Regions from separate parts of the Homo sapiens genome. Here region 2 is linked to region 1. A link is a loop called in an ENCODE intact Hi-C map of the cell type or tissue named here. Cell type or tissue: ovary. All regions are shown on one strand. Links, peaks and the distances in the headings refer to the core of each region. The heading gives the core; the rest is flanking DNA.

Region 1 (16,961 bases), core at 12,733-15,232:
GATGGTCAACTAAAACAGCAGTGCCCAACCATTTCGGTACCAGGGACAGTTTTGTGGAAGACAATTTTTTCACGGATGGGGGGCAGGGGTTGGGGAGGATGGTTTTGGGATGAAACTGTTCCTCCTCAGATCATCAGGCATTAGATTCTCTTAGGAAGCAGGCAACCTAGATCCCTCACATGTACAGTTCACAATACGGTTCATATTCCTATGAGAATCTAATGCTGCTGCTGATCTGACAGGAGGTGGAGCTCAGACAGTAATGCTCGCTCATCTGCTGCTCATCTCTTGCTGTGCCGCCTGGTTCCTAACAGGCCACGGATGGGTACAAGTCTGCAGGCCTGAGGGGGCTGGGGATCCCTGCACAAAGAGTTAACAGTACTTACTCTGGCTAGTAAGATTTCTATGACTCATATTTGTTACTCGGTATTTAAGTAGTTACTATGAGCCAAGCACTGTTCCGCAGACTAAGGTAAACAATTCAAACATGGTCCCTGTCCCCATTTGAAGGAAATCAACAAGTGACAAAGAATGACCAGGAAAACCTATTTTAGATAGAGTGATTGGGGATGGCCTTTCTGAAAAGGTGACCGTGGATATGAAACCTGAATGTTAAGCAGCCAGTCATGTAAAGAGGCTGAGGAAGCATACCATCAGGAGAGAAAATTATAGGCACAAACAAAGGCAGTGGGGTAGGAGGAAGCATCATGGCTAGAATGCAGAGAGGAGAGGGAAGAAGTACAAAAAGCAGCTAGAGAAGAACCTATACAGAGCATGAAGCACTTTTACAGTAAGAAAAAAAGGATCAAGCTGGTTTCATCAAAAAAAAAAAAAAAAAAACCTATTACACCATCCGAACTGTATAAGCAGACGACATTTTCAAAGTCTTTCTTTGCTAAGTCCTTGACATACACATCTCATTTAATCCTCAAGACAGAACTATTAAAAATCATCCAGAGCCAGGTGCAGTGGTTCATGACTGTAACCCCAGCACTTTGGGAGGCTGAGGCAGGAAAATCACTGGAGCTGAGGAGACCAGCCTGGGCAACATGGAGAAACCTTGTCTCTACAAACAACACAGAAAGATTAGCCGGGTGTGGTGACGCGCACCTGTAGTCCCACCTACTTCAGAGGTTAAGAAGAAAGGATCACTTGAGCTAAGGAGGCAGAGGGTGCAGTGAGCCATTATTGCGCCACTGCACTCCAGCCTGAGCAACAGAGTGAGACCCTTTTTCCAGGGGGAAAAAAAAAGGGCATCCAGAAGACTTCAAAAAGCCAGTCCATAGATCAGATGCACCAGAATCATCTAAAGATGCACACACTCCTGAGTCCTACACCTAAAGATTCAACTGTAAGTCTTAGGTGGACTCAAGATTCTCTATTTTTTACTTTCCAGATGATCAGAAGTTAGTATAGTAACATACAGACCTTCACATCTCAATACCTGTGTGTACACAATCCCGGAATACCATATTTAGACTAAGTCAGTGGGAAGGTCATATTTGTATTCAGTAGATCCTGTTTAAGCAAAGTGTATATTTTTCAAATATTTCCTAAACTCTATAGGAGATATTATTTATTTACTTATGTATTTATATTTTTTCAGACAGTCTTGTTCTGTCACACAGGCTGGAGTGCAGTGGCACGATCTAAGCTCACTGCAACCTCTGCCTCCCAGGTTCAAGGGATCCTCCTACCTGAGCCTCCTGAGTACCTAGGATTACAGCTGCATGCCACCACACCCGGCTAATTTTTGTATTTTTAGTAAAGGCAAAGTTTCACTTTGCACAGTTTTAACTCCTGACCTCAAGTAATTCGCCTGCCTGGGCCTCCCAAAGTGCTGGGGTTACAGCTTTTTCTTTTTCTTTTTTTTTTTATTATTATTATACTTTAAGTTCAAGCATACATGTGCACAACGTGCAGGTTTGTCACATATGTATACATGTGCCATGTTGGTATGCTGCATCCATTAACTCGTCATTTATATTTGGCATATGTCCTAATGCTATCCCTCCCCACTCCCCCGACCCCACAATAGGCCCCAGTGTGTGATGTTTCCCTTCCTGTGTCCGAGTGTTCTCATTGTTCAATTCCTACCTATGAGTGAGAACATGCGGTGTTTGGTTTTTTGTCCTTGCGATAGTTTGCTGAGAATGATGGTTTCCAGCTTCATCCATGTCCCTACAAAGGACATGAACTCATCCTTTTTTATGGCTGCATAGTATTCCATGGTGTATATGTGCCACATTTTCTTAATCCAGTCTATCATTGATGGACATTTGGCTTGGTTCCAAGTCTTTGCTATTGTGAATAATGCCACAATAAACATACATGTGCATGTGTCTTTAGAGCAGCATGATTTATAATCCTTTGAAAATATACCCTGTAATGGGATGGCTGGGTCAAATGGCATTTCTAGTTCTAGATCATTGAGGGATCGCCACATCTTCCACAATGGTTGAACTAGTTTACAGTACCACCAACAGTGTAAAAGTGTTCCTATTTCTCCACATCCTCTCCAGCCTGTTCTTTCCTGACTTTTTAATGATTGCCATTCTAACTGGTGTAAGATGGTATCTCATTGTGGTTTTGATTTGCATTTCTCTGATGGCCAGTGATGATGAGCATTTTTTCATGTATCTGTTGGCTGCAAAAATGTCTTCTTTTGAGAAGTGTCTGCTCATATCCTTCGCCCACTTTTTGATGGGGTTGTTTGTTTTTTTCTTGTAAATTTGTTTGAGTTCTTTGTAGATTCTGGATATTAGCCCTTTGTCAGATGAGTAGATTGCAAAAATATTCTCCCATTCTATAGGTTGCCTGTTCACTCTGATGGTAGTTTCTTTTGCTGTGAAGAAGCTCTTTAGTTTAATTAGATCCCATTTGTCAATTTTGGCTTTTGTTGCCATTGCTTTTGGTGTTTTAGACATGAAGTCCTTGCCCATGCCTATGTCCTGAATGGTAAAGCCTAGGTTTTCTTCTAGGGTTTTTATGGTTTTAGGTCTAACATTTAAGTCTTTAATCCATCTTTAATTAATTTTTTGTAAGGTATAAGGAAGGGATCCAGTTTCAGCTTTCTACATATGTCTAGCCAGTTTTCCCAGCACCATTTATTAAATAGGGAATCCTTTCCCCATTGCTTGTTTTTGTCAGGTTTTTCAAAGATCAGATGGTTGTAGATGTGTGGTGTTATTTCTGAGGGCTCTGTTCTGTTCCATTGGTCTATATCTGTTTTGGTAGCAATACCATGCTGTTTTGCTTACTGTAGCCTTGTAGTATAGTTTGAAGTCAGGTAGCGTGATGCCTCCAGCTTTGTTCTTTTGGCTTAGGATTGACTTGGCAATGTGGGCTCTTTTTTGGTACCATATGAACTTTAAAGTAGTTTTTTCCAATTCTGTGAAGTCATTGGTAGCTTGATGGTGATGGCACTGAATCTATAAATTATCTTGGGCAGTATGGCCATTTTTGCAATATTGATTCTGCCTATCCATGAGCATGGAATGTTCTTCCATTTGTTTGTGTCCTCTTTTATTTCATTGAGCAGTGGTTTGTAGTTCTCCTTGAAGAGGTCCTTCACATCCCTTAAGTTGGATTCCTAGGTATTTTATTCTCTTTGAAGCAATTGTGAATGGGAGTTCACTCATTATTTGGTTCTCTGTTTGTCTGTTATTGGTGTATAAGAATGCTTGTGATTTTTGCACATTGATTTTGTATCCTGAGACTTTGCTAAAGTTGCTTATCAGCTTAAGGAGATTTTGGGCTGAGACAATGGGGTTTTCTAGACATACAATCATGTCATCTGCAAAGAGGGCCAATTTGATTTCCTCTTTTCCTAATTGAATACCCTTTATTTCTTTCTCCTGCCTAATTGCCCTGGCCAGAACTTCCAACACTATGTGGAATAGGAGTGGTGAGAGAGGGCATCCCTGTCTTGTGCCAGTTTTCAAAGGGAATGCTTCCAGTTTTTGCCCATTATGATATTGGCTGTGGGTTTGTCATAAATAGCTCTTACTATTTTGAGATACGTCCCATCAATACAGAATTTATTAAGAGTTTTTAGCATGAAGCGCTGTTGAATTTTGTCAAAGGCCTTCTCTGCATCTATTGAGATAATCATGTGGTTTTTGTCTTTGGCTCTGTTTATATGATGGATTACGTTTATTGATTTGCTTATGTTGAACCAGCCTTGCATTCCCCCGGATGAAGCCCACTTGATCATGGTGGATAAGCTTTTTGATGTGCTGCTGGATTCAGTTTGCCAGTATTTTACTGAGGATTTTTGCATCGATGTTCATCAGGGATATTGATCTAAAATTCTCTTTTTTTGTTGTGTCTCTGCCCGGCTTTGGTATCAGGATGATGCTGGCCTCATAAAATGAGTTAGGGAAGATTCCCTCTTTTCCTATTGACTGGAATAGTTTCAGAAGGAATGGTACCAGCTCCTCCTTGTACCTCTGGTAGAATTCGGCTGTGACTCCATCTGGTCCTGGACTTTTTTTGGTTGGTAGGCTATTAATTATTTCCTCAATTTCAGAGCCTGTTATTGGTCTATTCAGGGATTCAACTTCTTCCTGGTTTAGTCTTGGGAGGGGGTATGTGTCAAGGAATTTATCCATTTCTTCTAGATTTTCTAGTTTATTTGCATAGAGGTATTTATAGTATTCTCTGATGGTAGTTTTCATTTCTGTGGTATCAGTTGTGATATCCCCTTTATCATTTTTTATTGCATCTATTTGATTCTTCTCTCTTTTCTTCATTAGTCTTGCTAGTGGTCTATCAATTTTGTTGATCTTTAAAAAAAAAAAACAGCTCATGGATTCACTGATTTTTTGAAGGGTTTTTTATGTCTCCATCTCCTTCAGTTCTGCTCTTACTTATTTCTTGCCTTCTGCTAGCTTTTGAATTTGTTTGCTCTTGCTTCTCTAGTTCTTTTAATTGTGATGTTAGGGTGTCAATTTTAGATCTTTCCCGCTTTCTCTTGTGGGCATTTAGTACCACAAATTTCCCTCTACACGCTGCTTTAAATGTGTCCCAGAGATTCTGGTATGTTGTGTCTTTGTTCTCATTGGTTTCAAAGAACATGTTTATTTCTGCCTTCATTTCGTTATGTACCCAGCAGTCATTCAGGAGCAGGTTGTTCAGTTTCCATGTAGTTTTGAGTGAGTTTCTTAATCCTGAGTTCTATTGATTGCACTGTGGTCTGAGAGACAGTTTGTTATAATTTCTGTTCTTTTACATTTGCTGAGGAGAGCTTTACTTCCAACTATGTGGTCAATTTTGGAATAAGTGCGATATGGTGCTGAGAAGAATGTATATTCTGTTGATTTGGGGTGGAGAGTTCTGTAGATGTCTATTAGGTCCACTTGGTGCAGAGCTGAGTTCAATTCCTGGATATCCTTCCTTATTAACTTTCTGACTCATTGATCTGTCTAATGTTGACAGTGGGGTGCTAAAGTCTCCCATTATTATTGTGTGGGAGTCTAAGTCTCTCTATAGGTCTCTAAGGACTTGCTTCATGAATCTGGGGGCTCCTGTATTGGGTGCATATATATTTAGGATAGTTAGCTCTTCTTGTTGAATTGATCCCTTTACCATTATGTAATGGCCTTCTTTGTCTCTTTTGATCTTTGCTGGTTTAAAGTCTGTTCTATCAGAGACTAGGATTACAACCCCTACCTTTTTTTGTTTTCCATTTGCTTAGTAGATCTTCCTCCATCCCTTTATTTTGAGCCTATGTGTGTCTCTGCACATGAGATGGGTCTCCTGAATACAGCACACTGATGGGTCTTGACTCTTTACCCAATTTGCCAATCTGTGTCTTTTAATTGGAGCATTTAGCCCATTTACATTTAAGGTTAATATTGTTATGTGTGAATTTGATCCTGTCATTACTATGTTAGTTGGTTATTTTGCTTGTTAGTTGATGCAGTTTCTTCCTAGCATCAATGGTCTCTACAATTTGGCATGTTTTTGCAGTGGCTGGTACCAGTTGTTCCTTTCCATGTTTAGTGCTTCCTTCAGGAGCTCTTGCAGCGCAGGCCTGGTGGTGACAAAATCTCTCAGCATTTGCTTGTCTGTAAAGGATTTTATTTCTCCTTCACTTATGAAGCTTAGTTTGGCTGGATATGAAATTCTGGGTTGAAAACTCTTTTCTTTAATAATGTTGAATATCGGCCCCCACTCTCTTCTGGCTTGTAGAGTTTCTGCTGAGAGATCTGCTGTTAGTCTGATGGGCTTCCCTCTGTGGGTAACCCGACCTTTTTCTCTGGCTGCCCTTAACAGTTTTTCCTTCATTTCAACTTTGGTGAATCTGACGATTATGTGTCTTAGAGTTGCTCTTCTCAAGGAGTATCTTTGTGGTGTTCTCTGTATTTCCCAAATTTGAATGTTGGCCTGCCTTGCCAGATTGGGGGAGTTCTCCTGGATTATATCCTGAAGAGTGTTTTCCAACTTGGTTCCATTCTCCCCGTCACTTTCAGGTACACCAATGAGACGCAGATTTGGTCTTTTCACATAGTCCCACATTTCTTGGAGGCTTTGTTCGTTTCTTTTTACTTTTTTCTCTAAACTTCTCTTCTCGCTTCATTTATTTGATCTTCAATCACTGATACCCTTTCTTCCAGTTGATCAAATCGGCTACTGAAGCTTGTGCATTCGTCACGTAGTTCTCCTGCCATGGTTTTCAGCTCCATCAGGTCGTTTAAGGACTTCTCTACACTGGTTATTCTAGGTAGCCATTTGTCTAATCTTTTTTCAAGGTTTTTAGCTTCTTTGCCATGGGTTCAAACTTCCTGCTTTAGCTCAGAGAAGTTTGATCGTCTGAAGCCTTCTTCTCTCAACTCGTCAAAGTCATTCTCCGTCCAGCTTTGTTCCGTTGCTGGCGAGGAGCTGCATTCCTTTGGAGGGGGAGAAGTGCTCTGATTTTTAGAATTCTTGGTTTTTCTGCTCTGTTTTTTCCCCATCTTTGTGGTTTTATCTACCTTTGGTCTTTGATGATGGTGACGTACAGATGGGCTTTTGGTGTGGATGTCCTTTCTGTTTGTTAGTTTTCCTTCTAAGGGTCAGGACCCTCAGGCTGCAGGTCTGTTGGAGTTTGCTGGAGGTCCATTCCAGACCCTGTGTGCCCGGGTATCAGCAGCAGAGGCTGCAGAACAGAGAATATTGCTGAACAGCAAATGTTGCTGCCTGATCATTCCTCTGGAAGCTTCATCTCAGAGGGGTACCTGGCCGTGTGAGGTGTCAGTCTGCCCCTACTAGGGGTGCCTCCCAGTTAGGCTACTTGGGGGTCAGGGACCCACTTGAGGAGGCAGTCTGACTGTTCTCAGATCTCAAACTCTGTGCTGGGAAAACCACTACTCTCTTCAAAGCTGTCAGACAGGGACATTTAAGTCTGCAGAGGTTTCTGCTGCCTTTTGTTTGGCTATGCCCTGCCCCCAGAGGTGGAGTCTACAGAGGCAGGCAGGCCTCCTTGAGCTGCAATGGGCTCCACCCAGTTCGAGCTTCAGGCCACTTTGTTTACCTACTCAAGCCTCAGCAATGGCGGGTGCCCCTTCCCCAGCCTCACTGCCACCTTGCAGTTCGATCTCAGACTGCTGTGTTAGCAATGAGCGAGGGTCTGTGGGCATGAGGCCCTCCAAGCCAGGTACAGGATATAATCTCCTGGTGTGCCATTTGCTAAGACCGTTGGAAAAGCACAGTATTAGGGTGGGAGTGACCCGATTTTCTAGGTGCCTTCTGTCACAGCTTCTCTTGGCTAGGAAAGGGAATTCCCTGACCCCTTGCGCTTCCAGGTGAGGCGATGCCTCGCCCTGCTTCGGCTCACGCTCGGTGGCCTGCACCCACTGTCTTGCACACACTGTCCGACAAGCCCCAGTGAGATGAACCCGGTACCTCAGTTGGAAATGCAGAAATCACCCGTCTTCTGCGTCACTCACGCTGAGAGCTGTAGACTGGAGCTGTTCTTATTTGGCCATCTTGGAACTGCCTACAGTCTTTTCTTTGAGACAAGGTCTCCATCTGTCACTCAGGCTGGAGTGCAGTGGTACAAACACAGCTTACTGCAGCCTTGACCTCCAGGGCTCGAGTGATCTCACCTCAGCCTCCCGAGTAGCTGGGATTATGGGCACACCACCAAGCCCAGCTAATTTTTTAATATTTTATAGTGACAGGATACCAGTATGTTACCCCAGCTAGTCTAAAATTCTAGGCTCAAGCAATCCGCCCACCTCAGCCTGCTAAAGTGCTGGGATTACAGTTGTGAGCTACTACGCCTAGCCGAAGGTATTTTTTTAATTCAAGTTTTTCCTTTAAAAAAAAAAAAAGAACCTGAATTGGCACCCTGTCACACACCGCAACCCCAACTACAACTACTATTCATTCTCACTCCCTGCTTTTCACAGCCAAACTTCCTCAAAAGATGTGTATATACTGTCCTCACCTACTCATTTCTTCATCTCCCGCTCATTCTTCAACCAGCCTAATCTAACTTAATTCTGCCCCTATTATGCCACTAAATCTAACTAAAGTTAATGACCTCCCAGGGCTAAATCCAATGAACACTTTCAGAACTTGTTGTGTTAGACCTATCACTTTAAACACTTCTTTGGCTTCTGTGATAACACTCTCCTGATTTTGCCCCAATTCTGGACTACTCTTTCTCAGTTTTCTCTGCCCCACCTCCTCACCACTTACCACTAGAGGTCCTAAAAGCTCAAAGTCTTCTTCTTACTCCAGACTCTCCCAAGTCAAGTATCAATTTCTAGGGCTTCAAACTACCAAATCACAGTATCAAGGTGAAAATCACTTATCCTCAATTACCCTTGACAATTCTCTTAAGTTCACCCTTTAAGTACACTTTACCATATGAACAGCTCACAATGGTGGCCAATATACAATCCCCTCCAACATTCAAGCACCATACTAAACAGGTAGTTTACAGTTAAAGACCAAGTGTACAAAAAAGTACATCATTTTTCTTGCTCCTATGCCATTCCACCTCCATAATCCCTCATTTAAAACCCATCAATATCTGCCCACTCTGCTGAAGATAAAATTCAAAATATCTAACATGGCCTAGAATGTCTTATATGATTTGATACCTTGCAGCCTCATCTCCCATTGCATCTCACTTTCTACATGACAGCCCACCAGGCCTTTCATTTCCCAAAATACACTCTTTCCTCCTTGCAGACCATTTGCAAAATGCTACTCCCTCAATCTACTCTCTCTTCCCTTTTCTCCCTTTCTCTTACATAAGGCTTAGTCATCCTTTGGATCTCTACAGAAACGTCATGTCCTTAGGGAAGCCTTCTCAATCCAGCCCTTCCCTACACTATGTTAGGGGTCTCCCTGCCATGCGTGTACACTTAAGCACACTTTTTACTTGTTCAATCCATGTCCGTCTCTCCCACTAAACTGCAAGCTTCATGAGGATCTTGTCAGCTTTTATCATTGTTTTATCCCAGCATCTAACACTCACATATTGGTGAAATAAGAAACTGCATCATTACAGATGCTGTTTACATTCATAAATAATGTGCATAGAGTATCCACATACAAACTGAAATTTGCTTTTTAAAATTATTTAATTGGGGTAAAGTAGAACAAAACGTATTATCTTAATCCTTTTTAAGTATACAGTTCAATAGTCTTTAGTACATTCACATTGTGGTGCAACAAAACTCTTTTCATCTTTCAAAGCTGAAACTCTATATCCATTAAGCAATAACCCCCCTTTCTCCCTTACCCCCAGTTCCTGGCAACCACCATTCTACTTAAGTCTCTATGAGACTATTCTAGGTACCTCATATAAGGTGAATCATGCAGTATATCTTCTTTGTGACTGGCTTATTTCACTTAGCATAATGTCCTCAAGGTTATGTAGCATGTTGTCAGAATTTCCTTCCTTTTTAAGGCTGAATCACATTTCACTGTATGTACACACCACACTTTAACCATTCATCCACTGACTGATCTTTGGGTTGCTTCCACCTTTTGGTAACATAATAAATATTTATTATTGTAACGCTGCTAAGAACATACAAATATCTCTGAGACCTTGCTTTCAATTATTTTGAGTATATATCAAGAAGCAGAATTGCTGGATTATGATAATTCTCTTTCAAAAAAAATTTTTTTTGAGATGGAGTCTCGCTCTGTCACCCAGTCTGGAGTGCAGTGGCACAATCTCGGATCGCTGCAACCTCCCAGGTTCAAGGGATTCTTCTGCTTCAGCCTCCCAAGTAGCTGGGACTACAGGCACCTGCCACCACGCCCAGCTAATTTTTGTATTTTTAGTAGAGACAGGATTTCACCATATTTGCCAGGCTGGTCTCGAACTCCTTACCTCGTGATCCACTTGCCTAAGCCTCCCAAAGTGCTGGGACTACAGGCATGAGCCACCACACCCGGCCTCTTTCAGATTTTTTAGAAAGTGCCATCCTGTTTTCCATTGTGGCCAGAACATTTTACATCCCCACCAACACAGGAATTCTTGTACAAGAGTTTCAGTTTCTTCACATCCTTGCCAATACCTGTTATATTCTGCTTTGTTTTGTTTTAATAGGACCCATCCTAATGAGTATCAGGTTGTGACTGCTTTCATATAAACTTTATGTGCCTTCATTTCCCACACATTTGTGGCAAAAAGCCATCTAAAAATATGTTTCATAAACAAACAACCTTCTAGAAGGTAATGGCAATGCAAAAGAAAAAAGTTTTTAAAAGTAGCACTTTAAGGGACAGTAATATTGTAGTTCATGTGAAATGGCATAAAAACAAAGGGAAAAAAAAACAAATGAAAGGCATTCCCACTCATATCTGAAATTCTCTGATGCCACCTGCCTGCTTGGAGCTCCAAATTCCTTAAGCTTATGTTTTGCCTCCCTTCAGGATACTCCTCCTTCACTACTGCCCCCAATTCATGCGCTGGGACACCTTATCCCATTCTCTTTGCCTGTGGCTGTACCCTTCCTTTCTATTTCAGCTCTGTGCACCTTGGCATTAGAGGGTATCGATGATAAACACAGACGTTTGAACAGCTGAGGTAAAATGAATCCCATTACAACCTTGAAAAGTTGAATTAAATGTTTGATTAAAACTGAAAATGAAAAACACACACACACACACCTGAAAACGGATAAAAAAGTTTCATATAGAGCAATATATCAACACATTCTAAATCAGAAATGTATCTTGGTCTCTGGACTCTAAATTCAAAAAACTTTAAGTAATAAGATTAAACTGCAAATAAAGATTTACGACAATCTAGAATGACTCTCTGGATCAAAAAGTCACTAGGCTAGGCACCTTCCCACAAATTTAAAATAAAGCACAAAAATGTTTTAAGTCAAAGGTGTGTATTCAATAGTGATTAGTGTGCATTCAAAAATAAAAGATGTTTTAAAGTTTGCATACACACAAAATTTATAGAATAGTTATTGCTTTTTCAAAGTTCAAGTCGTCTATATTAGAATCACTTTTCTTTCTTTCTTTTTCTCTTTTTTTTTTTTTTTTTTTTGAGACAGAGTCTCACTCAGTCTGTCGCCCAGGCTAGAGTGCAATGGCATGATATCGACTCACTGCAACCTCCACTTCCCAGGTTCAAGTGATTCTCCTGACACACCCTTCAAGTAGCTGAGATTACAGGTGTGCACCACCATGCCCAGCTAATTTTTGTATTTTTAGTAGAGACGAGGTTTCATCACATTGGCCAGGCTGGTCTTGAACTCCTGACCTCAAGTGATCTGCCCACCTCAGCCTCCCCAAGTGCTGGGATTATAGGCGTGAGACACTGCGCCTGGCCAGAATTACTTTTCAAAGAACAAAATGTTTTAGTATTTAAATTTGTGAAATGAACTCAGGAGTGAACACTTCCATTAATCCTGAAATAGTAACCATTATAGCATAAAAATGTAGAAAGATATTGTGTGATAAAGTCTCTTAAGTGCTGGTGAAATGTTAAACTAAAAATTTATGTAAGTTCATTGTCATTTACAATTTTAAAAAGGATATCATAGCAAAACCATTAAAGAAGACTAGAAAACAAATATATCTTTAAGTTTATTGACTCTTCATTCAATACCTAGGTGAAGAGTAAATAGATCACCAAGTATTTTGAAAGTTACCTTCCTTGGCCAGGCACAGTCGCTCACGCCTGTAATCCCAGCACTTTAGAAAGCCAAGGCGGGAAGATCACCTGAACCCAGCATTTAGAGGTTGCAGTGAGCCATGATCATGACACAGCACTCCAGCCTGGGAGACAGAGAGACTCCCTGTCTCAATAAATAAATAAATGAGTAAATACTTAAAAATAAATTTAAGAAAGTAAGCTACTTTTCTTAAACTGTATCTAAATAATACTAACCTAATCTAAATGATCTACATTATATGGCAATTTACCTTGTAAACCTACATAAACGTGCACTTTCATCATAGTCTACTTCACTTACAATTACACAGCACTGTTTGTAGAATGTGAGACATATGTGTTAGCAAAAAATAATTTTGAAAAGTTACCCACAACTCCATATATTTACTTTGAAAAAGTTAAATAAAACCGAACACTTAAAGTTTATTGCATTTGTCACACTACATTTTTCAGAACTGACTCAGAGAAATATTTAAATAATTAAAATCACCAGGCACTGTGGCTCACGCCTGTAATCTCAGCACTTTGGGAGGCTGAGGCAGGAGGATCACTTGAGGTCAAGAGTTCCAGACCAGCCTGGCCAATACAGTGAAATTCCATCTCTACTAAAAATACAAAAATTAGCCGGGTATGGTGGTGCACGCCTGGAATCCCAGCTACTCATGAGGCTGAGGCATGAGAATTGCTTGAACCCGGGAGGCAGAGCTTGTAGTGAGCCGAGATCATGCTACTGCACTCCAGCCTGGGTGACAGACTGAGACTCCGTCTCAAAAAAAAAAAAAATTAAGATCATTAACATTATATTTGACCATTAGTACATTACCAAAACGTAAGGTCCTTATGGTAAAGTACCAGGTCTCTATGGTGAAGTATCAGTGGCAAGGGGGTCAATCAATGATTCATCCATTCTCCTCAGTGTGGATATCACCTTCTTAAATAAGGCACAATTGCTGACCCCAGATGGCTGCTTCAACCCACTTCTGCTTTACTGGTGACACAAATTTCAAGCCCTAAATGGCTACCCCACCCCTTCTGACACCTCTGGGAATTCAAGTGTGTAAGATATTTATAACATTATTGGCTGTAAACAGCTCATCTCTTAGGAAAGTTTTATTTGGTCGTGAGTCCAAAACTGAAACATTTCCTGAGTTGCAGTGAGCAAATAAGTATTTCACAATCACCATTTTATTTTGATTCAAGCTAGTTTATGAAACTACCAAACTAGTATAATTTGTGAGCAGAGTGTCCTTCTAAATAAGTAGCGTAATATAAACCAAACTCATTTGTATAAATACAATTAAGGCAATCCATCCAAAACGTAGAGAACTTTTAACAACTACAACCAAATCCACAAAAAAACGAGGCAAGAAGGCCACTTTCACTTAGCCAAAAAAGGGTGTGGGGGGATGTTTGATATATTTCTCAAAAAATATAACTCTCAAGGATAATACCATATGTCTTATAAAATGGGATGAAAAAAATCAGTACAACAAAAGGGATAAATGACCATTTCACAACAGGCCTACATGCCACAATATTTTAAAAAACCAACCCTTCCATATGAAATTTCTAGAGCAAAGAAGTACCATCTAAAAACCACTCTTGAATCATTGCAGCTTTTTAAAACTACTGGTTCCATTTTAGATTCCCTTTATTTAAAAGCCTCAGAAAAAATTCAGAGAAAAAATTAATTTCAAGCTTTCTATTTAATGAGCATCACTGCATGCACCAACGTGGAAGAACCAAAGCCAGTTCTAAAACAGTAAATCGCAAATGAATGAAACTTTAATTCTTGATGGTTTTAGTCCTGATATTTTGTCCACAGGGTGGCAGTCTCACAGTATTAACTTGTTCATGGAGTCAATGCACAATTTCAGAGTTCGAAAGCCACAGACACACGCAGGTATGCAATAAATTTACTAGCTGGCCAACCCTAAGAGTAAAAACTGCCAGTCCGCTGCAATAAAATCTGTGCTTCATAACTTCTCTATTTCTTTTAGAAATATTTACTTTCTGAAGTCGTAGATTTTTTCCTTCAGTGTTATCTGTTGTATCTGATCCTTTCTATTCTGCTGCCACCACCCTATTTAGGGAGAGAGTAGAAGCAAGGAGAGATGTTAGGAGATTATTATTGGACTGCGGGAAGTCCTTGACCTTTGTCAAGGCCTAATGGAGTGGGAACAGGAAAGGGACAGTGGAGATGGGGAGCACAGACATAATCCTTCCATCCACCAGTTCAACCTGCACGTTACTACCAAATTCATTTCATTAAAACATTCCTCGTATTACCAGAAATCTCTTTTCCTAACTAAACTCCTTAGCTCCAAATCCAAGAGGCTTCCAAAATCTCCTTGTCAAGGGGCTTCGTAAAATAAACTTTGCTTTGCTTTAAATAGACCTTGCTTGCCACTTCTTGATTTTCATTCATTCATTCAAATGTTTTCTGAATGTTTACCAGGTGCCAAGCCCTGCTTCAAGTCTGATGATACAGAGGGAAACAAGTCAAAGCCCCTGCTCCAAAGTTACACTCCTGACAGTGGTCTGTGAGCGGGAGGAGGATATGTCCCCAGACACTTCCAGCTCTCTGCAGGTAAGAGGTATCGTTCTTCCTAAGTATGAGCCATTGGAGGCACACTAGGCATCAGGAGGATAGTAAAAACACATTGTCCACTACAGACCCTAATCTATTTTCGCAGCCTTATTTCCCATTCCTATCCTACCTGCACCCTCAGCTCCATTAAAATGTGCTAGTAACTGTTGACATGCCTCTGCTCCTGCTTGCTTCCTCTCAATGCCTTGTCCCCATCCCTGTCTCTACCAGCAAAAGCCTAACCAGCCTTCAAAGCTTATCTCGAATGCTGCCTCCTACAGGAGGCCTTTCCTCATTCCCCTCACACAAACTCAGATATGGATTTTGAACACTATCAAACACTTATGACCCCTGGCTTAGTCCCCTCTGAGCATTTATCAAACTATGTATTGTATCATAATTATCTGTATACTTACCTAACCTCCTCCATCAGTTATTTAATAAGCACTTACCACATTTGTGGAACTAACTAGGAGCTGAAGTTTCCCCATTAAATTATTCCATTATTATTTTAATTTTTATTTTCTAGAGAGAGGGTCTCACCCTGTTGCCCAGGCTGGAGTTCAGTGGTGCGATCATAGCTCACTGCAGCCTCAACCCCCCAGGTTCAAGCAATCCTACCACCTCAGCCTCCTGAGGAGCTGGGACTACAGGAACGCACCACCACACCAGCTAATTTTTGTTTTTTTTTTTCTTTGGTAGAGATGAAGTTTCACCATGTTGCCCAGGCTGCTATTATTTTAAAACAGGTAATATCCAAATGATAAATGTAAAATCAAGAGAGAAAATATTCTATATGCTTTTTATTGCTTCAATCCCTTTTAAGAGTTTAGTCGAGATAAAACTTACATATCATGAAGTTTATCTATTTAAAGTGTACACTTCAACATTATTTAGTGCATTTATAGAGTTATAGAACTATCACTGTAATCTATTTCAGGACTTTCAATCACCCTAAATTTACTATCCACATTGGCAGTCACCTCACCCCAAACCTCCCTATCCCCTCTAATCCAAGGCAACCACTAATTTTCCCTCTTTCTCTATAGATTTGCCTATTTTGGATATTTCATATAAATGGAATAAAAATGTGGTCTTTCATGCCTGACTCCTTAGTGTAATGTTCTTGTGATTGAGTACCTCATCCCTTTTTATTCCCAAATATTCCACTGTGTGGATACACTACATTTTACCTATTCACTCATCAGTTGAGGGACATTCAGGTTGTTTCTACTTTTTGCTTATGAATAATGCTGCTATAAACATTTGTATACAAGGTTTGGTGTGGGCATGTTTTCATTTCTACTGGGTACACACCTAGGAGTGGAAATACTGGATCATATGGTAACTGTTTAACATTTTGAGGAACTGCCAAACTGTTTTCCAAAGCAACTGCACCATTATACATTTCCAGCAGCACTGTATAAGGGTTCCAACTTCTTTACTATTGTTTGAATCTTTACTACATACAGAACAAGAACGATCTCATATGATATCCTTGCCTTCAGGGAACTTATATTGACAGACTAAGACAAGAAATAAACAGAAACAAATAAACAGGTTAATTTCAGATACTAAGAAAATGAAAAAAATGTCATAAAGTAACCAGAAAGTAACCAAGGAAGAGGAAGTCTCAAGCTAAAGTGGTCAGAAAAGATCTGAGAAGGTAATGTTGACCTGAGATGTGCAGAGCTACAGGGGGAATATTCCAGGCAAAGGAAAAAGGCAAGAAACAAAACTCCGAGACAAGGATAAGTTTGGCATGGCAAAAAGGAAGCCTACGTAGCCAAGATACAGTGAAGTGGTAGATAAGGTAGGACCTGAGGTTAGATGGGTAAAGTCCAGATAATGTTGGACCTATGAGACCATGATAAGGTCTTCGGATTTTAGCTGAAATGCAGTAATTGCTTTAAAATCCCTTCTACTTCTTTAAATACCAGCGTTCATCTCTGCAAACATTTACTGAACTTTCACGTCTTTTTTTTTTTTTTTTTTAAGAGATAAGGTCTTAGGGTCTTGCTCTGTCACCTGGAGTGTAGCGGCAACATCACAGCTCACTGCAGCCTTGAACTCCTGGGCTCAATGGATCCTCCCACCTTAGGCTTGCAAGTAGCTAGGACTACAGGCATGTGGCATCACACCTGGCTAATTTTTTTTTAATTTTATTTTTGTAGAGACAGGCTCTTGTTATGTTGTCCAGGCTCTCTCACTTTTTCTCTTTTTTTT
Region 2 (16,961 bases), core at 8,650-11,149, 59 kb before region 1:
ACTTATATACTCTTCTGCATCAAGGTGATTCTTGAGAATACATTTTCTGATACCTGATCCAGAGGGAGCACCTGTAGATATCAAAGATTCTTATAATCTTTGATTACAAAGCCCAGGTATCTTACAATTTTTTCAGTAACAGACAAGACTGAAGATCTAAATCAATGATTCCATTTTTAATTAGTAAATTGGGGTGGTCAAGTTCTCACGGTCTACAAGCAAAACAGAACTAAAACTAGAATTCTTGTTTCCTAAATCAGGACTCTCTCTAAAACTGTAATATACAGCTGGGCCTCTAAAATCCACCAAAGTCCTTTCTGCTATAACAGTTTATAACACAGATTAAGTAAACGCATATGTAAAAAATTTTTAAAATCTCCATCTCTAGGTTCAGCTTCTGAGCTCCAAATCCAGTCACTAAACTATAAGACAAGTCTACATCAGTGCCCCTTGAAGTCAGTGTGTAAAAAACATGTCCAAAACTAAATGCATCATCTAATTCCTCAAATACGGTCTTAGATGGAAAAAAAATATGGGCACTCGGATTAGAAAAAAGGCTTCTGTTCTAACCTAACAAATTGAAAGGTCCTCAGTAAATTTAAAACTTGTTTAAATTTACCCATCCTTAATTATCTATTATAGTCAGGAAGCACTCTGCTGTATTAATAGTTCTCAAACATGTTTTTTTCAAAGTGTCAGTCTTTATAAAGTAACAAGGAAAAACATAAGTGAAACTACTTCTTCATCACACAGACATAAGCGGTCAACTTATTTGCACAGTTTTCAGAGGGCATCCAGGCAGACATCTACCAGATAATAAAAAAATCTTAGGCTGGCTCAGATGTCTCTTAATTGGGTGAGGACCATATTCTTATTCTCCAAGGAGACATGCCACAGGAATACTTAGCAACAAGGTTCCTAACCTGTCATCCCCAAAATAAGCTTTGGAGTTAAAGTAAAATAGTAACACAAAGCAGTTCAGAGAACAGGCTCTGGAGTCAGACCGATTGGGTGCCAATCTTCTGCAGTGTGACAGAAGACTGGACAAGTTACTTGCTTGGTGTCTCAGTCCCCTCTTTCCATAAAATAGGTGTCAGTCTCAAGTCTCTTCCTTCTGTAAAACGGGTAAAGTAATACCAAAACCTAGAGCTGTTGTGTAGATGCAAAAATGCATGTGCAGAATACTTGGCACATAACATGCACTGAATTAACATTAGCTTCTTTAGCGCTGTAAGTATATGCAAGAAATATGTAACAGGTGCATGCTAGGTAACTAATAATTCCTTAAGGGTCATTTCTGTACTCCCTGGAAGTCTCTATTACCATAGCTATTTGCTAGACTCCAGAAAAAGAACATTATAGCCCATTGTCAACAAAACTGTAATTCTATTCCAGTGCTTCAAGGTTTGGCGTCTTTTTAACAAATCCTGCTGCTTCAAGGCGAGGACTTCACTCTGGCAAGCTTCCCTAACACAGAGTCCCATTATGCCTCATTCCAAACAAAATGACTTCACTGATGGTAAACACAAAACCCTCAGCCACACTACTAGCTACTACAACCACTTCAAATGGCTACTTGTTTAATTTATTATAGAAGATTTCAGGTACTAAAAAAAATATGATAGTCAAAATTGATCACTGATTGAATGTAAATTTAAGATTCCTTCAGAAAGGTTTTTAGACACAAGGATATTAAACCCACGAATTCATAAATATATTTTTAGAAAATCATTGCTCTTTTTTTTTTTTTTTTTTGAGTGGGAGTCTCACTGTCGCCCAGGCTGGAGTGCAGTGGCGCCATCTCGGCTCATTGCAAGCTCCGCCTCCCGGGTTCACGCCATTCTCCTGCCTCAGCCTCCTGAGTAGCTGGGACTACAGGCGCCCGCCACCACGCCCGGCTAATTTTTTGTATTTTTTAGTAGAGACGGGCTTTCACCGTGTTAGCCAGGATGGTCTCGATCTCCTGACCTTGTGATCCACCCGCCTCGGCCTCCCAAAATGCTGGGATTACAGGCGTGAGCCACAGCACCCGGCCGAAAATCACTGCTCTCCTTTTAAGTTACTATGGTACCAACTGTTTATGGTGAAAATTAATAAATAGTCCGGTGCCGTGGCTCACGCCTGTATCCCAGCACTTTGGGAGGCCGAGGCGGGTAGATTACCTGAGGTCAGGAGTTCGAGACCAGCCTGACCAACATGGTGAAACCCCGTCCCTACCAAAAACACAAAAAAAAAATTAGCTGGGCATGGTGGTGAGTGCCTGTAATCCCAGCTACTTGGGAGACTGAGGCAGGAGAATTGCTTGAACCCAGGAGGCAGAAGCTGTGGTAAGCCGAGGCACGCCACTATACTCTAGCCTGGGCAACAGAGCAAGACTCTGTCTCAAAAAAAAAAAAAAAAAAAAGAAAGAAAATTAATAAAGAGAATCAATCAAACAAAAAGGTTTTAGATCAGACAATTCTGGGATAAAGAAGGTGAAATATACCAGCTTAAAGCAATGACGTGGTTGAATGACTTCTCTAATGAAGTATGTAATTCAGACTGTGTCTGTTTATGTACATATGGCATGTTTGTAGGTTGGCAGTATCTAAAAAACTGGAATGCTACAGTAACTCTAGACACCAAGTAACTGAACAGAAAGAACTTTCACAAGATGTGGTAACCTAATAAAAGGGCTCTTTTCAGTATATACAGATAGTCATGGTAAGAAATGCAATATTCGGAAAAACCATTGAAAAAATATAACAGAAATGAAAGAAAACAGAGTAAGAAAGTGAGAGAAAAGAAGTGAAGTTATACCAAGTAGAAATGAGAAGCAAGCAATAAACCCATAATCTGTAATGACTGAATTCCTGTGTGATTGACCATAGTTTGGTCTTTTAAAAAATCTGTTTTCTATTATAACATGGTAGAAGGCTCTATATTAGCTCCCAGCAGAAATGAAGTCAGTGGTATGAAGATAAACTGCACACAGTCTTCCAAAGTTTGCCCATTCTCAATCTAAAAGTGTGAAATCACAGGATATTAGAGCTGAAAAAGATCTAAGGATTACCTAGGACAACATATTCACTGAAAAGAAAAAAGAATTTAGGCCTAGAGCATTCTGATGTGTCCAAGGACACACAGCCAGTTAGTGGCAAAGAAAGCAAGAAAAGCCCAGATTTCCTACTGGTACCTTTATATCTATATTAACAGAACTTCATTAATATTTTTTCCTTAGCAGAATATCTGGAAAAATAAGAAATCCCCTAGACAAATACCTAGCAAAAGTACCTTACCATACCCCAGTACAACTGTCAATTAAAATGCTTTTATATATTATGCAATCTCTTGATATTTGGGATAAATCATTTTCAACCATATTTTTAACTGAAACAACTGGTGCAGAGGGTTTGTAGATTTCCCTATTTACTACTTTAAGTCTTAGAGTTTTACTATTATTATCTCCCAAGTTTACTATATCATATCATCTTGCCTTACATTTTCACTCAGCCTAAAAAGTAAAAAGGAAACATGTATAAGCCTTTTTAGAAGGCTACCACAATTTAGTAACTCATTAAAATACTTCAAAATAGATTTGTACTGATATTTTTCTCTCTAGTTCTTTTTTTTCTTTTTGAGACAGAGTCTTGCTCTATCGCTTAGGCTGGAGTGCAGTGGCACGATCTCAGCTCACTGCAACCTCCGCCTGGGTTCAAGTGATTCTCATGCCTCAGCCTCCCAAGTAGCTGGGACTACAGGTGTGCACCACCACGTCTGACTGATTTTTGTAATTTCAGTAGAGACAGTGTCTCACTATGTTGCCCAAGGTGGCCTCGAACTCCTGAGCTCAAGTGATCTGCCCACCTGAGCCTCCCAAAGTGCTGGGATTACAGGCATGAGCCACTACGCCTAGCCTTTCTAGCTATTTTAAATACAGTATTATTGCTAGAATTTACATTAAAATATGCGAATATGGAAAAAACAATAAAGAAACATCCCAAAATGTAGGTATAGTTAAGAAACCAGATTTGAACTTTCCCAAAAAAGAATAGTCATACTTTCTCAGCTCCTGCTTTCTCTAAACCAGGTACTCTACACACAAAGTTGAAGGGAAAAAACACAAGTTAATGTCACAAGGCAAACAAATCATTTCATTGCACTCAGTGTTCTCATAATTGAAAAAGAAAATGTTTCTATACCCCAACTGTTCATTTAAATTTTTTCAAATATTCAACGAATTTAAGAAAGTTGAGAGAAAGTTTAAAACTATGTTTTTGCAATCTAAACAGGTACCATGTATTTACTATGAATATATTTTAGGTAGGTATGCAAGATAGCTACTTAAAATTAAGCATTCTTTTATTTTTTAATTAATTTTTTTATTGTTGAATTCTTTATTAATTCAAAACATTTTAAGTCAGTGTAATGCACATGCATTTTACACTAACATCCATAGATTTCCACAATATAGTAAAATGAAAACAGCTCTATCTTGATTTACTTTGAAAACTCAAAGAAAGCTACCTAGTTTGAGACTTCTGAATTTTTTTACATTATTGTCGTGCTCAAATTCTACTACATGGTGAAAATTCTAGCATTTTCCAGAAATATATTATTGTACATAGGTAAAATGATAAAACTGATTCTAGGAAGGGGGAATTTAAAAAACCAGAAAAGCTTAAATTGGAGGAAACATAATCTGGATTAACTATTCAATTTATTGAGTATCCACTGTTATTCTGGCATTGCAAAATAACCAAGTGTGGTGTCTCTTAAGTTGTATTCATGCATTTAAAACTTCTTTATTGTCCACTAATAAACATTGGTGGAGTACAATATATGGTTATAGATTAAGTATGATGAACATGGTAGTAAAAATTTATACACATTCGATACATAATTTTACAAAACCAAACACATTATTTAGCAAACATTCAAAAATCATACACAAGAAACATATTTATGACAAATTGGTTAAAGCTGGTAGGAAATACATCAGGTCTTTTACATTATTTCAATATTCAGTGTTCATTGACTAGTGGAGGGCAATATAGAAATGCACTAAGCAAAACTACCAGTTTAAGTTACCTCTTATGACAATGAGTAAGACTAAGATATTTAATATTGAAAGTATATGGAGGATTATTGTAATTATTTACCCAGATAGTTCAAGGGAAAAATTCACTTTCGCCTCTATTAGGTGAATATTCAGGATAAGACTTTTGGACTTTTATTTTTCTACTTTACTGTATTTTCTTTATAGCATGTATTAGTAATCACTTAATGGAACCTAATATCAGGGTTGAAGAATCTGCTCAGAATTTGTTTAGCTCAGTGTAAATGTCCAGAAATTTTACCTTCAATATAATCTCTTTAAAAATATATTACTTTGGCCAGGTGCAGTGGCTCACACCTGTAATCCCAGCACTTTGGAGGCTGAGGTAGGTGGAATGCCTGAGCTCAGGAGTTCAAGACCAGCCTGGGCAACATAGTGAAATCCCGTCTCTACTAAAAATACAAAAATTAGCCGGGCTTGGTGGTGTGTGCCTGTAGTCCCAGCTACTCGGGAGGCTGGGGCAGAATTGCTTGAACCCGGGAGACGGAGGGTGCAGTGAGCTGAGATCGCACCACTGCACTCCAGCCTGGTGACAGAGCGAGACTCTGTCTCAAAAAAAAAAAAAAAAAAATGTGTTACTTTACAGTGGAGAAACATAATAGATGCTAACTCAGCTAAGTGATCAAGGTTAACATCAACAGCTAAGAGAAGCCTAAAGTTTGAGAGACTGTCACAACTAAGAAGAGTCCTGATGATGGCATATACCTTTGATATCATGTGATAAGCATGGCACTTTACCTTTGTGTTCTTCCAAAAACCAAAAACCCATGTCTAGTCATGAGGAAAACATCAGACAAATCTCCACAGAGGGACATTCCACGAAATACCAGTTTATTTCTCAAAACTGTCATCAAAAACAAGGAAGCTTTCAGAACTGTCACAACTAAGAGAAGCCTAAGGAAACATGACAACTAAATGTAATGTGGTGGGATCCTGGGACAGGAAAGGGACATCAGGTTAAAAACTAAGGAAATCTGAATAAAGTATGAACTTAATGACCAATACTGGTTTATTAATTTTGACAGATGTCCCATAGGTCTGTAAGGGACCTTTCTATTTACAGTTTTTCTGTAAATATAAAACTACTCTAAAATTAAAGTTTTCATGGACACATTACTATTTTAAATTTTACTTTTATTGTAAACATTTTTATTTTTTCTTAGAGTCAGGGTCTCACTTTGTTGCAAAGACAGATCTGGAACTCCTGGGCTCAAGTGATTCTCTCGCCTTAGTCTCCCAAAGTGCTGGGGTTACAGGTGTGAGCCACCATGCCTGGCCCGTTACCACCTTTTATTAAGTTTTTATTTTCATTGTAAAATTGTTAAAGAAAATCATACTACCTTAATATTGAAAAGTGTTTTCTAATTGTCAATCTCTTATATCTTAGTCTTAGGCCTATAACTCATTTATATATTTAGCAAATAACTTGATATTATTTCTGTCCTTGGGAATGTTGTTTTATTTCCTTTGGAAATAAAATTTTCAAATGACTTCTCTTATTTAAACTTTAATTTTAACCTACAATTGTATATCTATCTATCTATGTATGTCATTGAAAGAAACATTTCTATAGATTTGAGGTGATGGTGAACTGCAAGTAGTGATTTGGGATCACATTATTGAGCAAAGCAATAACATTGATATAGTGTTCCATCTTAAAATATGATTGTATGTTCTGATGAATAGCTAAATCAGATGTTTATTGTATGTTTTGGAAAAAAATAGGGGAAAGTGCATTAAAATGACATTTAATACAAGCATAAAATAACAATTATTGTGTTGAAGAACTCTGATAAAATAATGTCACATTTTATTCTTTCCACGTTTATTTAATGCTCATAGCCATCCTGATAATTATTTTATTTGTCATTTGCAGATGAGAAAATGAACTCAGAGAAGATAAACGATTTGCCCAAAGTCGCATGAGACAGAAATGTAACTTGAAATCAAATTTGTAATTTTAAGTTCCTGATGTTTTTACACTACGCTCCCTAAGTGCATCTGTGAACACACATTTCCATTAGTAAGCATTGTATGTGGCATTCTTTTAATACAGCAATAAGAGCTAGATCTTTAGAAAGGAAATGTATCCAAGCTTAGGATAGAAACACAATCTGTTTATTATTCTAAAATGTTTATTTCTAACTGTTTAAAAGCTGTTATGCAGTGATAGCAGTTAGGTATAAGTCAACAGTTTTAAAATTCTAAAATTTCTGAAATGAGATTTAATATGAGAAATAATGAAGGAAGAATGAATTTCACATTGCACATATGACATATTTAAAAATATTACATTTGGTTATTGTCATCAATGCTTGATAGTGTTCCTTTTCCCTACTCATCTTAGAGCTTTTATCATAGGAATAAAATCAATTCCCAAACTGGGACCTTCTATCAGTTAGGGCAACATTTTCCTTTTGTAGTGTTTTCATTAGAGTCAAAGTCTTGAACATCCCCTGGAATTCATCTGAAAAGATGTTACTTGGGGCTGGAGAGAACTATACATGTGAGGATTAGGAGCCAACAAATTTCTGTTGATCACCTCTCTAACTCAAGAATTCTCTAGCTCGAGAATCAAGACTGACCTCTTTTGGTGATAGTACAGAAATGTAATCTTCATATATCATTCTAGCCTTTTCTCTTTTCTTTGATTACTTTTTTGTTCTGTTCTTTCTTTAAGTCTTCACAGGCAATCCAGAAAAGTAGGTTCTCTTTGTTGTATTCTGTTCAGAGGAACTCTCTGAAAAGGTTTCTTCCTGCTGGGGCCTTCATCATCTTGTCAAAATTTTGAGACCAGGGCAAGACTTCCTCTGCAGTGGGGTTTTGGCATTCCTCTAGGACCTGGATACTCTCCATTTTTGTAGTGTGTGTGGTTCTTCCTGCATTTTCCCCTTTCTTCATTCCTAACAGTGAGGCAGGAGCAGCTGCAACAACAGCACCAACAAAAGCAACAGATGTTGTTGGGCCTCTGGTTTCCAGGCGCTTGAGACACAGCAGGTGTTCCTTCATTTTGGGACTGCTGCCTTTTTCACATTTCAGCTACAAGACCCAATTAGCCAGTTGCCTGCAGGTGTGGGCAGTGCACCGATGGGTCTGGGGGGAGCGGGGCTGGGCGGCTCTGTCCTCTAGCGGAGCCCGTTTGCTACTATCCGCCCAACTTAAGCACCCAGCGGGCGAGGAACTAGTTTTTATTTATTTTTTAGAGACAGGGTCTCGTTGTTGCCCAGGCTGGAGGGCAGTGGCATGATCCTTGCTCACTATGGCCTCAAACTCCTGGCCTCAAGTGATCCTCCCGCTTCAGCCTCCTGAGTAGCTGGGGCTATAGGTGTGTACTACCACACCTGACTAATTTTTTATAATTTCTTTTGTAGAGAAGGGGTCTCATCATCTTGTTGAGGCTGATCTCAAACTTCTGAGCTCAAGCAATCCTCCCGTCTAGGCCTCCCAAAGTGCTGGGATTATAGGCATGAAACACTGCACCTGGCCGGGTTCTTTAATTTAAATTAGGCATTTTTTAATTGAGGGGGAGTAAGCAGAGGGAAGTGCCCAGGACGTTATCAAAAGTATAGTTTTATTTTTATGTAAATAAAGCACAAATCGATTTTTTTTTTGTATAGGATGTCTCAATCAAACTTCTGGTGACTTAAGCAAACCTGAAACAGGTTTTGGCAACTTGATCAAGGTCACCTTAGCTTCAACCATGCTAATAATAAAAAAAAAAAATCAATATGATCAAACTAAACAGACTGACTTTTCTATGTGTTTGCCTTTTTGCTGACAACCAGGTGAAAAGTTCCAGGACTCTGAAGGCAGGGCCACAATTACTCACTACCCAAACCTGAAATTCCAGTTCTTTCACATAGTTCTTCACTTCCCATCATTGGCCACTTGGACTAACCTGGTATCAGAATACACTGATACCAGGGTAGCATTTATAGCACCCTGCAGAACAGCCAAACAGACTGAATACCTAGACCTGTCCATACCTGTGGTCTCAAGTTTAACTCTTTTTTTGAGCATGTTCTGAAAACAAAGAGAATTCAAAATCAAAAGAGAAATATCAGCCAGGTGCAGTGGCTCATGCCTGTAATCCCAGGACTCTGGGAAGCCCAAGAGGGCAGATCACTTGAGGTCAGGAGTTCAAGACCAGCCTGGCCTACATGGTGAAACCTCGTCTCTACTAAAAATACAAAAATTACCTAGGCATGGTGGGGGGGTGCCTGTAATCCCAGGTACTTGGAGGCCGAGGCACGAGAATCACTTGAACCCAGGAGGTGGAAATTGCAGTAAGCTGAGATCGCACCACTGCCCTCCAGCCTGGGCAACAGAGCAAGACTCAGTCTCAAAAAGAAAGAAATAAACAAGCGAAATATCTAACAGTTATGAGATACTGTTTTAATTCTGTTCATTAAAAAGAAAACATAAACATGCTAAAACGTCTTTATCAGCAAAACCTGTTCAGGCAGTTAAAAAAATTTCTCTCTCCAACAAACAAGATTTAACTTGCAAGTAAACTGTTTCATTTCTGTGACCCTTTATTCTCCCAGTTAATACTTCCATTTTCTTAGAAAAGACATGCCCTAGTGCAATGGTTCCCCCATCTGAGAATACAGCAGATTCCCATTAGTAACTGTTTCATGCTGGCACTGATTGGGGGTGAAAAGCCAGGGATATGTTGTTTCAAAGTTCCCCAGGAGATTTTGCTACATGACACGCCTCCCCCACCTCCAATTCCCACACAGCATAACTCTCTTCTGGTAGAAACTGTATTCTGTTATAAGAAGTTTCACTCTTACACGGAGGCACACCAACAACTGAAAGCAAGATTTAAAGGTCATCTAAATCACTTCATGCTCATTATTAGGTGAAATGCTCTTTCATATATTTATTTGATCGGCCCTTACTACCTCTATTCTAGCCCCACTCCAGTGGCTCTTAAGCCTGGAGTAGGAGTCATTTACCAAAAGTGAAAATATGATCAACTTACTTCTCTGACAATTAATGGCTTCCATCACCTACAGGCAAAACTCCAAATGTATTAACAAGGCTAAAATAGCTCCTCATGATGTGGAAGGTGTGAGGAAATGGTAGTCAGATTTGTAAGACAGGATGTCTGAATACCTAGACTGGAGAAGTGAACGGAAATATTCTATGGATTGAGCTTAAAAATACACCTATAACCTATAGTAATCAAGACAGTGAGGTACTGGTGAAAGAACAAAATAGATCAATGGAACAGAATAGAGAGCACGGTTAATGGCACCACATAAATATAGTCAACCATCTTTGTCAAGGACAAAGGCAATACAATAAAGAAAAGAGTTTTTTCAACCAACAGTGGTAGAAAAACTGGATATCCACATTAAAAAAAAAAAAAAGAATCTAGACACAGACCTTATACCCTTCCCAGATATTAACTCAAAATGGATCGCAAACCTAAATGGAAAATAGGAAACAATAAAACTCCTAGAACATAGCATAGGAGAAAAATCTAGATGCATGTGGGTTTGGTGATGACTTTTTATAGATACCAAATGCAGGATTTATCAAAGGAAGAATTGATAAGCTGGACTTCATTAAAATTAAAAATTTTGCTCTGTGAAAGACAATGTCAAGAGAATGAAAAGACAAACCACAGATTAAAGGACTGTTATCTAAAATATGCAAGGACCTCTCAAAACTCAGAGAAAATAGCCTGATTTTAAAATGGGCCAAAGACCTTAACAGACACCTCAGCAAAGAAGATATACAGATTAGCATATGAAAAGAAGCCCCACACCATATGTCACTGGGGAAATGCAAACTAAAATGACAATGAGGTGTCACTACAAACCTATTAGAATGGCCAAAATCCAGAACACTGACAACACCAAAAGCAGGCAAGGATGTGGAACAATAGGAATTCTCATTCACTGCTGGTAGGAATGCAAAATGGTACACTTTGGAAGACAGTTTGGCAGTTTCTTACAAAACTAAACATACTCTTACACCATAGAGCTGTGCTCCTTGGTATTTACCCAAAGGAAGTAAAAACTTATGTCCACACAAAACCTGCACATGGATGTTTACAGCAGCTTTATTCATAATTGCCAAAACTTGTAAGCAACGAAGATGTCCTTCAGTAGGTGAATAAACTGTAGTGCATCCACATAATGAAATATTATTCAGCACTAAAGAGAAATAAGCTATCAAGCCACAAAAAGACATGTGGAAACTTAAATGCTTATTACTAAGTGACATTTGCCCAAACCCATAAAATGTACACCACCATAAGTGAACCCTAATGTAAACTATGAACTTCAAGTGACAAAGTGTCAGTGTAGGTTCATCAACTGTAACAAGTGCACCGCTCTGGTGCAGGTGATTAGCGAGAGGCTGATAACGGGGAGGCTATGCATGTGCAGGGGCAGGAGGTATATGGGAAATCTGTACTTTCCTCTCAATTTTACTGTGAATCTAAAATGGCTCTAAAAAATAAAGTCTTTTTTTTTTTTAAACTATAGCTCCAACACAATCTTAATACTCTTCACTATCATCTCAAAAACAACAATCCAGCAGTTCTGCATTTTATAGTTCCCCAACTTCCCCATCCCACTATTGAAGAAGCCGAAGTCAGCCCTGCCTTAATCTCACCAAGAACCCAATATATACTACCTCTTTCCAGGCCTTCTGTCTGTACTCACTGCCACCGAATCCAGACCTTTCCAACTACTCTCTGACAATCACAACCTTTTGTTCCTGTGACATTTTAGGATCCTCTTTCAAGTCACAGTGCAACCAGGTTTAAGGACATAATCTCCAGGGAAATAAACATTTCCATCTTTTCCCAAGTTACCAACACATTTGAAAGACTTTATGATTCCTTGTGCACAAAACTTCCTGCTCCCTGTGTGAGTGAAAAAAAACCCTGAATGATCTGTTTTCACAGTCTACCTCTTTTCTTCTTCATTTATTATTTTAATCTTTTTTTTTCTTTTGAGACGGAGTCTCACTCTGTTGCCCAGGCTGGAGTGCAGTGGTGCAATCTCGGCTCACTGCAACCTCCACCTCCTAGGTTCAAGCGATTCTTCTGCCTCTGCCTCCCGAGTAGCTGGGACTACAGGCACCCGCCACCACGCCAGGCTAATTTTTGTATTTTTAGTACAGACAGGGTTTCACAATATTGGCCAGGCTGGTCTCAAACTCCTTACCTTGTGATCCACCCACCTTGGCCTCCCAAAGTGCTGGAATTACAGGTGTGAGCCACTGCACCCGGCCATCTTTTTTCTTTTTTTTTAAGAGATGGAGTCTTGATATGTTGCCCAGGCTGGTCTCAAATTCCCAGGCTCAAGCATTCCTCCCACCTTGGCCTCCCAAGTGCTGGGATTACAGGTGTGAGCCACCACACTCAATATCCTCTTTTCTTCTTTAAATTACATAAAACGATTCTAAGTCAGCTTGGATATCATCAAAGAGTTCTGATGTTTCATGTCAGGATCTTTAAAATGAGATTCTTCCTACAATCATCTTTGTAACTGTCTGGCAATCATCTAAGCTTCTAAACTCAAATGAACCCAAAAAACAAGAAGCAGGCCAGGCGCAGTGGCTCATGCACATAATCCCAGCACTTTGGGAGGCCGAGGTGGTCAGATCACTTGAGGCCAGGAGTTTGAGACCAGCCTGGGCAAAAAGGTGAAACCTCATCTCTACAAAAATAAAAAAATTCGCTGGGTGTGGTGGAGCCTGCAGTCTCAGCTTACCCGTGAGGTTGAGGCGGGAGGATCACTTCAGCCCAAAAGGTGGAGGTTGCAGTTAGCTGAGATAGCATCACTGTACTCCAGCCTGGAAGACAGAGAGACCCTGTCTCAAAAAAACAAAACAAAAGAAGCAGCAAAACCACAAGATGAGAAATGAAAATATGGAAGGCCATGGGCTTAGTACTGTAAGATATATACAGTCATTTGCCACATAACAACATTCTGGTGAACAATGAAGCAGATATACAACAGTAGTCCCCATGTTTTTACTGCACCTTTTCTATGTTTGTTTAAACACACAAATACTTGCCATTGTGTTAAAATTACCTATACTATTCAGTACAGTAACATACTGTACAGGTTTGTGGCCTAGGAGAACAGGCTATACCATATAGCCTAGGTGTGTAGTAGGCTATACCATCTAGGTTTGTGTAGGTACATTCTGTGATTTTTTGCAAAAGGATGAAATCACCTAATGATCCATTTCTCAGAATGTATCCCAGTCATTAACTGATGTATGCCTGTATGTGGTATTTATAAATTATACATTAACTTTATATTTTACTATTGTACAAATCTTAGATAGAAGCAAACTTTAAATACCATTAATAAGTAAAACATATACAGAACAATTAAAGATTTAGACTTTCATCTTTCATAATATAATTTCTCAATCAATTTTTAAATCAGTTGAATCCATTTCAGTTACTATTAACTAAAGTGCATCAAATATCCTGGCATTAGGTTTTCTCTAATAGGAAACTGTTTTATGGAGGCCAAGGCAGGCAGATCACTTGAGACCAGGAGTTCAAGACCAGCCTGGCCAACGTGATGAAATCCTATCTCTACTAAAAAATACAAAAATTAGCTGGGCATGGTGGTGCACACATGTAGTCACAGGTACTCAGAAAGCTGAGGCACTTCAGCCCGGGCGACTGAGCAAGACTCCGTCTCAAAAACAAACAAAAAAAGAATAGTTTAGTTATGCTTATTTGATGCATCCAGAACTAATCAAAAGATCCCAAATATCTAATTTTAGAGGCACCTGTGCTATTATTGATGGAGTTCGTGGTAAAATGTTGTTAAGTATTTATTGAATTTCCCTTAGGCTCAGCACTGTGGAAAATATAAAGATAATGCATGGCCCTTGTTCCCATGAAACTTGTTTTTTGCAACAAGACCGAGAGAAGCAACTAAATGCATAAATGCAGTATTTTAGAAGACGAGATGGTCAAACAGGTAAAGAAAACACTTCACAGATAATGTGGGAACTAAACTGAACCTCAGAAGGAAGGTAGGAGTTGGAGAGACTAAAGGGGAAAGGAAAAGATAGTAAAAATATATTGTGTCTGTGCGTGTATGCGTACGTGAATGCCGACACAAAAGAATGCAGAGACTCAAAAATGACCAAAGTTTAGAGATAGTTAACAGCCTGATAAGAGCTAAGAGTTCACAATGGGAAATAGAAAGTCAGGCAGTAGAATTTAGGCATGATTTGAGAAGAAGTAAAAAAAGTTGCTGGAGGTTATCAAACTGGGTTGCAACAATAGATGGTGGTCGATGACTATAAAGCCCAATGCAAGTCATGTAAGTGGGATGTGGCAACCACCATCCAAAAACGATGAGGACAGTTTAAAAAGACATTCCACAGCTTGACTGCTACATTGAAAACTTCGCATCACCAATGTGTATACTGCCCTCCTTAAATTCTTCATTAATTACTTAAAATAGAGATTCTCAACAGTGCTTTTTATTCTGCTCAGGGTGTGGCAAAACTCTTTAAATCACCTAATTTACTCCATGTTTTTGTTCTTCACCTAAGAATTGGAAGAGGGGAGAAATAGGAAAATAAGATTTTCGAAAACGTATGACTAATTACCACATAATCCTTCTTATTATTCAACTGAACATCAAAACTGCCCATCATTCACTTGAACACCAGTGTAACTTTGAAATATATGAACTGTTGCATCTTTGGATGACTATATCTTCTCAGTATTAAATATTTTGAATAGATGATGCTGACTTAGTTATCCAATGAAGAAATATGTGATATAAATAACAGAACCACCTTTCTTCGTCACTGAAATACAGACTGCTATCACCAGCATTCACAAAATCTTCATTTTCTTACAAGGTGACATTCAGAAGATGCTTTTGTAAAAATAATTAGTTGACCAAATGAGGCTGCATTGAACCTGGCTTTTTTTTTTTTTTTTTTTTTTTTTTTTTTTGAGACAGAGTCTCACTCTGTTTGGCAGGCTAAAGCACAGTGTCATTATCTCCAGCAATTCTCCCGCTGCCTCAGCCTCTGGAGTAGCTGGAACTACAGGCACGCCACCACACCGGGCTAATTTTTGTATTTTTAGCAGAGACGGGGTTTCGCCACATTGGCCAGGCTGGTCTTGAACTCCTGACCTTAATTGATCCGCTTGCTCGGCCTCCCAAATTGCTGGGATTACAGGCGTGAGCCACCACACTGGGCCGAACCTGGGTCTTTATCAGAGGTGTTTTCTGCTTTATCGCTTTGTTGTACTCTTGGAAAGTTCAAGAATTCAAAGTTGTCTCAGTAGATGTAATGGGCACTTACTAGATTTAAAAAAATACTTTACTATAAAGACACATCCAGGAATTGTACAATATCACAATAAGGTTTATTTATATTATTATTTACTAGCAATACCTAATGTCTAATAAGTTCTTTATGGTTTACAAAGTAAAACATGTACAGTATACTGCTTTTTATTTAATCCTTAAACATCTCTAATAACTACTGATATCTCTGCATAGATACAAAAATCTGACACGTCCTCAAGGAGATTAGGAAAGATGATAAAAATAAATCATAAAATAAATAATTAGATACAACGCAAAGAAATCTACAGATTCAATGCAATCTGTATCAACATACCAATGACATTCTTCACAGAAATAGGAAAAACACTTTTTTTTTTTTTTCTGAGACAGAGTCTCACTCTGTCGCCCAGGCCAGAGTGCAATGGTGTAGTCTCGGCTCACTGCAACCTCCACCTCCCGGGTTCAAGCGATTCTCCTGCCTCAGCCTCCCAACTAGCTGGGATTACAGGTGCCCACCACCACGCCTGTCTAATTTTTGTATTTTTAGTAGAGATGGGGTTTCACCATGTTGGCCAGGCTGGTCTTGAACTCATGATCTCATGATCCACCTGCCTCGGCCTCCCAAAGTGCTGGGATTACAGGCGTGAGCCACTGTGCCTGGCCAACATTTTTTTTTAATTATTATTTATATGAAGGCTGGGCATGGTGGCTCATGCTTGTAATCCCAACACCTTGAGATGCCAAGATGGGAGGATCACTTGAGCCCAGGAGTTTGAGACCAACCCAGGCAACATAGCAAGACTCCATCTATCTTTTTTTTAAAAAGAGAACCACATCCATATTTTGTGGAACCACAAAAGATCTCAAATAGCAAATAACAAAGCTGGAAGCACCACACTACAAGTCTTCAAAATAGAATATAAAGCTATAATAACCAAAATAGCGTGGTTGGCATAAGAACAGACATACAACGTGAGAGACCCTGTTCTAAGTGCTGGGAATACAGCAGTGAACAAACCGACCAAAATTTGTGCCCTCATAGGGCTTAGAATCTAGTGATCTTAATCACAACATTCTGTTTCCCCTCAAAATATTCTGCTTTAAAAATGTAAAGCCAGATGCAGTGGCACGCTCCCATAGCAGGGGGCTGAAGCAGGAAGATCACTCCAGCCCAACAGTTCAAGGTTGCCGTGCACTGTGATCACAACTATAGACAGCCACTTACTCCAAGCAGGGCAAAACAGCAAGACCTTGCTTCAAAGAAAAAAAAAAATGGGGATTGTCAGGCAACATAGGCTGTTATCTTAAAACCCATGAAAGAAACTTCTGTCTCTCTCGTTCAATATCTAACTCCTAGTTACAATCCAACCCCTGACAACTGGACACAGAGAATGTGACGTCTCCTACAGTAAATGGGGGACTAAGAGTTGTGGGGAGAAGTTTTTTTACCTTTCAGAGACGATCTGTGAGTATATAAGGTGAGGGGAAGGGAAAATCTGGGGGGGAAATAGGTACAGATAAATCCAAAAGGAGGCTGTTCCAGGTAAAGC

Evidence for each region. A loop is a pair of places that touch in the nucleus more often than their neighbours do. Peaks named below come from ENCODE experiments on the same cell type or tissue, not always from the same donor. Only the 100,000 strongest peaks of a DNase experiment are listed, where the experiment ranks them.
Region 2: it touches region 1 in a loop (2.9-fold over the local background); 56 of 110 quality-filtered maps call a loop at or near these places.

What each region holds. Positions count from the first base shown.
Region 1 is chr13:41,040,440-41,057,400 of GRCh38, forward strand. It overlaps a transcript of ELF1 not described here. Among named protein-coding and RNA genes, the nearest start is that of TRE-TTC1-2, 12 kb to the right of the region's middle. RefSeq lists an enhancer at 13,200-13,249. In ovary, for the core only: a CTCF peak has its summit at 13,943 (motif pointing right); no DNase peak of the experiment used is centred there; H3K27ac peaks cover 995 bases.
Region 2 is chr13:40,985,201-41,002,161 of GRCh38, forward strand. All of the region lies in intron 1 of ELF1 (E74 like ETS transcription factor 1), which reads right to left. It also overlaps the pseudogene RGS17P1. Among named protein-coding and RNA genes, the nearest start is that of ELF1, 26 kb to the right of the region's middle. RefSeq lists enhancers at 7,691-8,232, 8,007-8,086, 8,233-8,773. In ovary, for the core only: no CTCF peak of the experiment used is centred there; no DNase peak of the experiment used is centred there; H3K4me3 peaks cover 279 bases.